Linked DNA regions of Homo sapiens: region 1 is linked to region 2. A link is a loop called in an ENCODE intact Hi-C map of the cell type or tissue named here. Cell type or tissue: dorsolateral prefrontal cortex. All regions are shown on one strand. Each heading gives the region's core, and the rest is flanking DNA. Links, peaks and the distances in the headings are about the cores only.

Region 1 (5,373 bases), core at 193-5,192, 110 kb before region 2:
CTGAAGCCTGGCTGTCTCCATCTGGGCCCCTCTCTGAAGCCACACTGCCTGAAATTAGCCATGTCTATCCACAGTCTCTGATGTTCAGTTGCTTCTCTGCTCACTGCTCAGCCACTTGTCTCCTTGCCACTCAGCCACTTGTGTTTCTCTGCCAGCTAAAGTCTTTTATGGGCAAGGGATAGGGGCAGGGCAGGCCAAAAAGGCAACATTTGGGAGGAAAAGTGGGGTCAGCTATATCCACTTAGGGCCACAGTTCCAGGCTTAAGGGTGGGGTTTAGCCGGGAGCCCAGCCCTTTTGTATCAGTGGCAGAGTTTCTGTCCTTTGGCACTTGTTATACAATAGGTCGGCGTAAGGGAGTGTTGTGCAGTGGGAGAGGGTACACCCTGGAGACTCTAAGATCTTTGTCCAACTCCCAATTCCACCACTTACCATCTACAGAGTTAGGAAGCAGTCCCTGAGACCATTCTTACTTCTGACCAATTGCAAGCTCAAGCATTCCCAAGACCCCTCTTAGGTCAGTAATTTATTAGAAGGACTCATAGAACTGAGAGCTCATAGGCTCATAATGGTGGTTTATTACAATAAAAGGATACAGATTAGAATTAGCCAAAAGAAGAGACAGGTCAAGCAGAGTCCAGGAGAGTTGCATGTGCAGAGATCGCAGTTATTCTCTCTTGATGAAGCTGAGGACAGTGCTAAAGTCTCCCAGGAACAATGTGTGACACTGCATGCAAAATATTGCTAATCAGGGAAGTTCTTCCAATCCTTAGTGTCCAGGGATTTTATTGGGGCTCAGTCATGTAGTCATGGCTGACCATCCAAGTGGTTGACCTTAGTTTCTAGCCCCTCTGGAGGTTGAGCCGATGCATGCCCAAAGACCCCACCATCCATCATTGTTAGTATAGACTACCTGGTTTTGCCCAAGACCCCCAGGTAGATAAAGATACTCTTATCAGGTGAGATAACCAAGGACTCAGAGATGACCTCCCAGGAGCCAAGGACAAAAGTCAGATCTCTCTAGGGGCAAAGCTAACACTGTACCACACCCCATCTGTGTGATGCTGTACTCTTATTAACCTCACTGGGCATCTATTTCCTCATCAGTAAATTGGGGACAATGATCCCCACCTCACTGGGGTTTCTGAGGAATGAGTAACATAATATATGCAAAAGGCCTAGTATGTGAAAGGCTTCAACAAAAATTAGGTCCTTCCTAGTAAGCTTAAGGGCCTTTGCTCTTATCTTCTAAACTAGCCCAGGGCATTATTCCCTCTTTCCTCTTCTTCCCACCCTGTCTCCCAATTTGCTTTCCCTTTTCCCCCAGAAAAGGATAATACCTTTATTCCCTGTATGTCATTATTAACTTGCTTTTTAAAAAACAAATGTGTGTGTGTTATCATTGTTATAATTTTTAAAACTGTGCTATTGCATGGATTATTACAATGGATGTAATCATTGTCCTCTTGAGCCGCACTGAGTATCCTTGTGCATACACATCTTTGTGGATTGGGCCAGTGATTCTGCAGGCTGGATTCTTTGAGGTGGCATTGATGGGTCAAGGGTGTCATTAAAGTCTTGATGGTACTGCTGTATTGCTCTCCCAAAAAGGCCATACCAAGTTAAACCTCCACCAATGATGCACGAATCTGCCAGTTTCCCCACACTTCCTAGGGACCAGTGTGGAAGAGGATGGCTTCAAGTGCCCGAGACTCATACCTGGGGCTTTCTCTTGGTCTGAGCCCAGGATGAGGCAGGGCTTATGGAATTTCATTGGGAGGAATGAAACACTAGGGAATGTGAAAATCCTGTGACTTGCCATTCACCATGACAGAGGACACAGTGAGTGAGGTTTCAGGTCTGGGTTGAAAGTCCATGCTTGCTGAGGGTTCCAGCCAGAACTAGAGGTGCAAACCCAGGGAAGAAAAAGAAGCAGGAAGGCCAGATAAATGTCAGGAAAGAAAAAGAGCAACCACTTTCTGCCCTCGGTCCTGAGTGAGTCTGTTCCTGACACAGCAGCAGAACAGCCTGCAAGGTGCGTAGGCTCTTCTTAGTCCCCAGAGTCCATCACCAGCAGGGGGTGCCTCTCCCTCCATCAGGACTTGCCTGCAGCTCTGGGACACCACCGAGGCCAAGGAAACACCTTCACCCTCAGGGCCTCTGGGGGTCACCATGCTCCCTTTAGGCCCACACTTAATTTCTTTATACTAAGGCCATGAAACTTGAGTCCCAGTTCAGTTTCAACCACCAAACCACTGTGTGGGGTCCATCTCTCTAGACCTTCGTGTATTTGCTGTTTAAAAGTAATGAAGAAAGGGGAGGGAAGGCTGAACAATAATTAACATTTGTAAAGAACAGTTTGGTTCAGTACCTTATCTCATTGATGCTCACTCTATGCCCATTTTACAGATGGGAAAAAGAAGACTTAGAGAGGTTAAGTGAACTGCCCAAGTTTACCCTGCTGGTAAGCCAGGACTTTCTTGGCAAATCCTGTGATCCTTCAACTTGACCATATTAGAAGATTCTAGTATTGGTGAAATCTAAAACTTGTAGGGCCCATCTTAAAATAGCAAAGTAGTTTTAACTAGGCACTGTCAGATGCATCTGGGCTTTGAATTATTACTTGGGCAGGTTCCTTGAACTTTGGTGTTCTCATCCAGAATAAAAGACAGTGGTGCCAGGGTAGGAGCTATGAGCACAGAGAAAGTAGCCCTTGAATGGGGCCACAGAGGGATGCTGCAGGGGACTGTAGTTTTGGATGAGGAGCTGAACTAGAAGCTTCCAAGTGCTCTTCCAAGACAAAGATTCTATGATTCCCTAACTGGGATCTTTCCACTGTTTCAGGTGATAATTCTGAGCTCAGATCCTGTGCACAGAACCTAATGCAGTCTTCGTGTCAGAGCTAGAAGAGACCTTGGGCGACCACCCAATCAACTTTTCATGGTTCAGTTGTGGAAACTGATGTCCACAGATAAATGTCTTGCTATCATGTCAGATAGTTCTCCAGCCACGACTGAGGCCTGAGTCCCCCTAGGGCAGAGGAAATCTCCCATTTCTAAAAGAAAGCCCCGCACTGTTCATAGCAGTCACAACCTCTCTCACATCCCTGAATCAGGATCCAACGACTTGCCAATCAACAAATGTTGCTGGAGAGTTTACCACAAACAAGTCTCTGTGCTAGGCCCTGAGAACACAAGCTGTCCGGCAACTTCCTGCTCCCTAAAGTCACAGTCTATGGTGGAGGTGCAAACAAGCGATCCTGTTGGGGCTTCAGGGTACTTCCTCCTGTGTGCTTTGCACGTAGTAGGTGCTCAGCGAACGGAAACGGGGAGACTAGTTATCACTCTCCAGGCAAGCCCGCAAAGAGGCCTCAGGTGAAAAGAGAAAGGAGGATTTTTTTTTCCGGCCCTGGCTCTGCGCACCGCTCCCCAGCGCGCCAGGCGGGGCTGCGTCCGGAGCATCCTTCCCTCCGCCTCTGTCCTGGTCCCCGCTCAGCGGCCGCTAGGAGCGCGAAGGGAGGGGCGCGGGGGCGCGCACGCAGGGTGTCGGGGGCGCGCCGGCCGCCCGGGGACGCGCACGGGCTGGTCTCTGCCCTAATGCGGCGGCTGGCGGCGAGAGGCGCTGCAGGGGACGCGGGGGAAGTGGCGGCGCCGGCAGCGGACAGCTCGGACAGCGCCCAGGGCCGGAGCCCGAGCCCTTGGAGGTAGGCGAGCGCGAACACCGGAGAGATGGGGGTAGAGAGTCATGGAAACCCACCTAGCGACACCCCCTTGTTCCCGCCCTCGTCTGTCTCCATCCCCTGACCTGCCCCCTCCCCCTCCGTCCACATTCCCATCCCTTCCCCTCTCCACACTGTCACCTGCCCCGAATCCATCCGATTCTGTTCGTATGCCCACCCCGTCCCCGTCCAGCTCCCAGCCCCCTGCCCACCCCAACACCCTTTCTATCTCGTTGGCCGCGTCCCCTCCCCCTTCCCGCATCCTCAACCCTTTCCCTTTCCTCTCTGTCCCCGCCTCATCCGTGAGCCCTGCCTGCCCTTGTACTTCTGTTTACCTCGACACCCCACTTTGGATGACCCCATGCCTCCTGTATTTCCTACCGCACACATCAGCCCCTTCTTGCCTCCCCTATTCTCTTCCCCATCTCATGCCCCTACCAGTTGGTGTCCTGTCTCTCCATTTGCTCCCTCAGTTTCTGTCCTCCCCTGGTTCCCCCTTGCACGCCCTGTCCCAGCCCCTTCCCAGCTGCCTCTTGGTGTCCTCCTGCATCACAGTCCCTCTCAAGAACCCCGCCTTCTCCCCCCTTTGGCTGTTAGCTGGCCTGACACCCGTCACCTTCCCTAGCTGCCCTTCCTGGTGCTGTGTGGAGCCATACAGCCTGTACCCAGCCCTCCCTCAGTGGCCTCTGGACCCCCCTTCCCTGGGTGGGGATCTTGGTTGTGGAATATAACCCCTTTCTGCATGTTCGATCCTATTTGTGGCTTGGGGAAGAATGCTGGGGGTTAGTAGGCCTCTCTCTTATGTTCCTCTCCAGCCATGCAGCCACTCTACTCCTCTAGCTGTTCAGGTTTGTTTCCTAGATGGATTGGGGGAGGGGGTGCTAGGCATTGGGAAACTAGGATGGGGAAGGGGCAGGGTCCAGGGGAATGACTGAGCAGACTCCTCCTGGGGCTTGGCCTGAGCCCTGATGTAAAGGCCTGGATGAGGAGCCCTGCTGGAGGGCTGGATAATTTTGGATTTTAGAAAAGATTCTGCTTCAGCCTCCAAGTCAGCACTTTGGCATCTGGAGCTGTCATGAGTGTGGCCCATGGGCTGGGCCAAGAGTGGGCAGAGTGCTGAATCACCTAGAATCTGGTCCCCATGGCAGCCCCCATCCTGTCCTGAGCCAGGTTCTGCTCCTGACTCCTTCCTTGGCATTTTGGCATGGGGTGTGTGTGTGTGTGTGTGTGTGTGTGTGTGTGTGTGTGTTGAGCAGAGATGCCTCATCCCTCAGTGTGGGGGAGAGGACAACAATACCCCTTTTCTGCCTGCCTGTGTCCCTGGCATGAGGGCCTAGTGCGTCTCATCTACCCTTGGAAATGTGCTGGGCCCTGCTGGGCCTCAGTCAAATCTCCAGCAAGGCAAGGGCAAGCCACAGGGCTTTGAGACCTGGTTGGACAGGAGTTTAATTGTTTGTGTGGAGCCAAAGCCAGCCTCAGAGCCCACAGAACTTAAAGCAATAGGAGAATAGCCCAGGGAAAATGTGTGTGAAGAGTGGAAGCCTCTGGGGATAGGGGCCATACCAGCTGTGAGGTGGGGGCAGTGGAGGAAGGCAGGCAGAGATCTATCCTCCTTCTGGTTTGGGGATGATTGGATGTGGTGGAATTGCATTGCAGG
Region 2 (5,373 bases), core at 101-5,100:
TGGGAATGTTGTCAGTAACACACCTAACCAATGCCATTTGGAGTTTTTATGAAACAGTACTTAACATGGCAGAACATGTCACCTTCAGGTAGTTCTATTCTCTTTTCTTCCTGTATGGATGGATGTGTGTGTGTGTGTGTGTGTGTGTGTGTGTGTGTGTGTGTGTGTGTGTAGGGGGATTGGGAGACCTCAGATATACATGAGCTGAATTAATCATGTTCTCCAGTACTTAGTATACCATGCATCCACATAGGATTTATTTCTTTGTTGTATTTATTTTTGTTCTTTTCTGCACTCTCCCCCTGCCCCCTGCAATGAGCCCTCCTCTCATGTATTTTATATCCTTACAGCCTGCCTCTTATGTTATTATATATAAAAGGATCCTTCAAACATATCATATGTAGAGTATGTTTTTTCACTAATGGTATTGTGGCACGGCTGCATTTATCAGACAATTCTTCCTGTGACTCAAGGAAGCACCTGCCTTTCTGAAACATCCTCCTATTTGGTCCTAGCTTTGCCCCTGTGGAACTAAACAGAAAAATTCTACACTCTCTCCCAGCATGTGAATACAATCACTGTGGCCCCTCTTCTTCAGGCTCAACCTACCCCCTCTCCTCTACTTTCCCTCCTAGGATGTGGGAGTTTCCTGGTCCTCCCTGGGATGATCCCACTAGAACCAACCACCCCCACATCTGGATGTTGCACTTCTCTGCACCTAAGCAGTCACCTCTGGTGTGGTTGGAAGTGCTGGGAGAGGAACCCGAGAGGTGGCATGACTGGGCCCTAGGGCAAGACTGTGCAATGACTAAGGTTGAATGGGAAGTGTGGACTTGATTGCTGTAGGCTAGCAAGCCTGTCCCTTTCACCTTTCTTCCTGGTCATCAGGACAGGGGAACTGTAAGCCTTGCTGATGTAGGGGTACCTTCAGGCAGGGCATCTCTGCTGTCACTCTATGTTGGGTTCTTTGAGCTCAGTACTAGAACTCTCATACTCAGAAAGATGGTGGATTCATTCCTTCCTTTGACTTGGATGGAAATTTCCTCAGAATGGATGGCAGGGGTTGCAAACCATGTGCCTGCCTTCCATGCTGAGTGAGCCCAGCCTGGGGAGCTGAGGGCCCTATATGCTCACATCAAATAATCTGTCCTCTTCATCCTCTGTCCCATCTTTATGAGCACATAATGGAGGCCAATATTATACTTTTCTTTTTTGTTGAGGTGAAACATAAACCGTTTTAAAGTGCACAGCTCAAAGCCGGGCGCGATGGCTCACACCTATAATCCCAACACTTTGGGAGGCCGAGCTGGGTGGATCACCTGAGGTCAGGAGTTTGAGACCAGCCTGGGCAACATGGTCAAACTCTGTCTCTACTAAAAATACAAAATTTAGCTGGGTGTGGTGGCACATGCCTGTAATCCCAGCTACTTGGAAGGCTAAGGCACGAGAATCACTTGAACCCAGGAGGTGGAGGCTGCAGTGAGCCGAGATCATGCCACTGCACTCCCGCCTGGGCAACAGAGTGAGATTCTGTCTCAAAAATAAATTAATTAAATTAAGTGCACAATTCAGTAGCATTTGGTCCATTCACAATGTGTGCACCCACAACTCTATCCAGTTCAAAACATTTGCATCTCAAAAGGAAACCTCATACCCATTAACCAGTTTCCCTCCTTCTCCCTTCCCCTCTGCCTCTGGTCACCAAAGACAATCTGTGTTTTGTCTCAGTGTATGTATCTATTCTACAGATAAGACCTAGACATGTCATATCTATGGGATCATTCCCTGTGACCTTTTGTGCATGGTTCTTTCACCGAGCGTGTTTTCAGGATTCATCCATGTTGGAGCATGTCAGTATTGAATTCCTTCCTATGGCTGAGTCATATTCCAGGGTATATACATACTGGAATTTGTTTATCCATTCATTCCTTAGAGGACATGTGGGCTGTGTCCACCCTTTGGCTGTTGTGCATGATGCTGCTGTGAACATTTTGTGTACATGTACTTGTTTGATGCCTGTTTTTAATCCTTTTGCACATATACCTTAGAATTGCAGAGTCATATGGTAATTTTATGTCTAACTTTTTGAGGAACTGCCAAACTATACATTTCTTTTTTAAATAGCAACCTTACTCTGGTACTTTTCCTGTATATACAAAGAGAAAAATGGGTGGAAAATCCCTGGACTAGGAGTCAAGAAACCTGGGTTCTTTTTCTACCTTTGCCACTAACCAGCTAGGTAAACTCAAACCAGTCACTTCCCTTCTCTCGGCTTTTGTTTCTTCATCTGAAAAGAAAGGGGATTGGATGAATCTAGTGTTCTTTAAATTCTTTTCCTCTTGTAAGGTTTTGTTGGAAAAACTGGGTTCCAGAGAGGAAAGAGGGAGAGAATTGCTACACAGCTAAATGTGATTATCTTGAGATTCTTTTTCCACTCTATTGCTAAATAGTGAATTTAAAATATCCCATACAATTGGGCTTTTTTTTCTTGCCAATGTGTATCTGATTTAATGAATAGCTTCTGGCTTCCTAATTCTATCAAGAGTCCCAAAATAAAATATCCGTCTCTTTCCCTTCACTTCCTACTGCTTGGCAGCTCCTAAACCAAACATGGTGGTCGTGGAGCCCGGATGGGAGCCATCCCTGCTGCCCCTGCTGTGCCTTCCTCTATCGCAGGTTCCCTCAGCACTAAGGGTTCAGTTGCCTGATCTGAGTCTGGTCTTTGGAGATGTATAAGCCAAGGAGAGGCATTAGTGGATTCTTTCTGCGACAGTATAAGGACCATCTTAGAGAGTTGGGAAGGTGAACCAAAGACCTCCTGTGATGCCTTCTAGCCAGAGGGTCCCTCCTTGGGAGATTTTCTACTCTCTTAACCCTCTTTCAGCTTGTTGGTTTCCTCTCCAGAGAGCACCGTCTGTGTAGGGGCGGATTTTTTTTGTTCCACTAATGAGTAGCCTTCACAGTATGCCACCCAGGTCCACAGCATGTGCTCTCCTGCGCCGCCTGGTGGTTTTCTGGGGAAACGTGAGGTTTTAAAAAGCACATGATGGTCCAAATGGCTTCTTATTTCATCCATTTAATCATTCGTTCATTTTTTCATCCATCCATATGTCGATCCCTCTCACAGTTTTGAGGATCTGCTATGTTTTAGGTACTATGGTCGATTCTAAGAATAAAACAGTAAACAAGATAGGGTACCTTCCCTTATAAAAAAGCTTTCATTTTCATAGGGGAGATAGACAAGTGGCTTTTGGAATGAATACAAAGTGAAATGTGCCATAATGGGGGAAGTAAAGGGTGTGCAGGAGCACAGATGAAGGACACGTATGTCATACCTGGCAAATACTAACGAGAGAGGGCAGACACAGAGTGTTCTAGACCAGAGCTTAATGGTGCAAAAGTCAGTAAGCAAGACCAAGCATGATGTACCGAGGGAGCTGGTAGAAGAGCAGTCTTGGCTGGAACACAGGATGCAAGGGAGAGATGAGCAGTGAGCTAGCAGAGGGGATGCATTATGCAGGGCCTCTGAGCCATGTCAAGGACACTACCTTTAACTCCCAAGCAGCAGTGAGCTATTGAGAGTTGCACTAGGGGAGTAGCACATTTCTGTTTGCCTTTAGAAATAACAGCTTTGGTTATGAGTGGAGAGTAAATCAGAGGGGCATATCACACTGCATCCCATAAATGCGTACAATTATTATGTGTCAATTAAAAATAATAAAGTAAAAAACAAACCACAGGGGGGAAAAGTGGACCTGGAGAGACCACTTAGGAAGCTGTTGCAGTAACTCTGGCATGAAATGTTGGTGATCAAAACCACGGTGGTGGCAGTGGGAAAGGAGGCAAGTGGAGGAGTCCAGAAATATACACAAAGTTGAGGTTTGGTGCTGGGCCCAGCTTCTGGGAAAGAAACTGCAAAAATGTGAATAAGAATCCTTTAGTTTGCCCCATATCCTGGCACAAGGGAAGTCCCTTGTCCTATTGCAATAATCAGTGACCTGCTTTTTGCTCCAGGTCTCCAGAAGGATGGCCTTGTCTCCCAGGATCTCTCGCCCCCTCAGAGAGCAGGCACTGGAGTCCTGTTCTTATCTTCTGCACCCTCAGTCAGGGTGGATAGGAGATGGTGCATGTGCACAATTGAGAGTGGGCTTCAATTTGCTGCCGAATAAAATAGGAGCAGGAGAATGATGTGTCCATCTGATAGGTAGCTATGAATCTAGGAAAACTGGAGGAATTCTGGAGAAGCCACCTCCTGCCTTCCTCTTTGACTTGCCACCACAGTAGAATAACAAACTGGACCAATTTTTTAAAGTGTATGTTTCAGAACCTCAGGCAATCTTAAAGCACTCTATTTGAGTCTCAGCTGTAGGCCATTCTTGCTCTTCTCTTTCTAGAGGAGGAGAAGAAAGGTTTGTCTCTAAGGATCCATTCTAGGTTCCTTGGACAACCATTTTTAACACCATCCCTGTAAGCCCTGGAATGATTTCTTGTGCTTGAGGATGAACACTGAATCATCATACATGCTGTTTACTCTACCAACCACCTGAAGCCCGCTTCTTCCTGGTCATTGTCTCACCACTGCCGTTATCTATAAAAGGACAATATCAGGGACCACTGTACCTTAGCTGCACAAAATACTTGCAGAAATCATTCATTTTTCTACAAAAATGACAAAAAGTCCTTTGTGCGCCAAGTCTTCACTTATCTAACCCATGATCCCCAGTCCTGCCAATGTCACCCTGCCCCCTTCGTCCTGGGATCAAAGGACATCAGTGCGATCTCATCTCTGTGCCTCTACCGCAAATATGCTCAACCCCAGGCACACTCAGCACATGTGGTTCAGAGAGGCTGTGAGATTGGTGCATTTCTTACCAGATCGGTGCATGGCATCTTCTGGTTGCTGGGCCTGCAGGCCAATAGGCCAATGTTTGTTTTCATGACTGTTCTTTGCAGAGTTGCCCTTCCTTCTCTAACAGTGGTTTTCAGCTGGGAGTTTTGCCCTCCAGGGAACAATTGCCAATGTCTGGAGACATTTCTGATTGGTAGTGGTGAAGGGGGTGGGCTGTACTGGCTTCTATCGGGTAGAGGTCAGAGATGCTGCTAAACATCTTACAATACCCAGGACAGTTCCCCAGGCCAAGAATTGTTCAGTCCCACGTGTCAGTAGTGTTGAGGTTAAGAAACTCTGCTCTATCTAGAACATTACTCTGTGACCAAGGGGGCTCTTCGGTCCTCCAAAGCCCTGTAGGATTGCTAGAGCAAACCACAAGTTCATGAAAAACTCACTTGCTCTTATGTTTCTTTCCACAGCTGAGTGCTGTCCAGGAGGCCCAGTTAAAGCGGCTCGAGGTGACAAGACCCCGAGTGCTGGGG

Evidence for each region. Peaks named below come from ENCODE experiments on the same cell type or tissue, not always from the same donor. Only the 100,000 strongest peaks of a DNase experiment are listed, where the experiment ranks them.
Region 1: it touches region 2 in a loop (4-fold over the local background); 44 of 110 quality-filtered maps call a loop at or near these places.

Annotation. Positions count from the first base shown.
Region 1 is chr1:204,825,082-204,830,454 of GRCh38, forward strand. It overlaps NFASC (neurofascin), which reads left to right and starts at 3,571. Exons shown (of 30, transcript NM_001005388.3): 1 at 3,571-3,701. In dorsolateral prefrontal cortex, for the core only: CTCF peaks have their summits at 2,091 (motif pointing right) and 3,493; DNase peaks (open chromatin) are centred at 2,080, 3,540, 4,280 and 4,940; H3K4me3 peaks cover 2,272 bases; H3K27ac peaks cover 2,577 bases.
Region 2 is chr1:204,938,916-204,944,288 of GRCh38, forward strand. NFASC (neurofascin) reads left to right here. Exons shown (of 30, transcript NM_001005388.3): 3 at 5,311-5,373. Among named protein-coding and RNA genes, the nearest start is that of CNTN2, 100 kb to the right of the region's middle. RefSeq lists a silencer at 2,921-3,020. In dorsolateral prefrontal cortex, for the core only: CTCF peaks have their summits at 3,005 (motif pointing left) and 3,207; a DNase peak (open chromatin) is centred at 2,986; H3K27ac peaks cover 4,718 bases.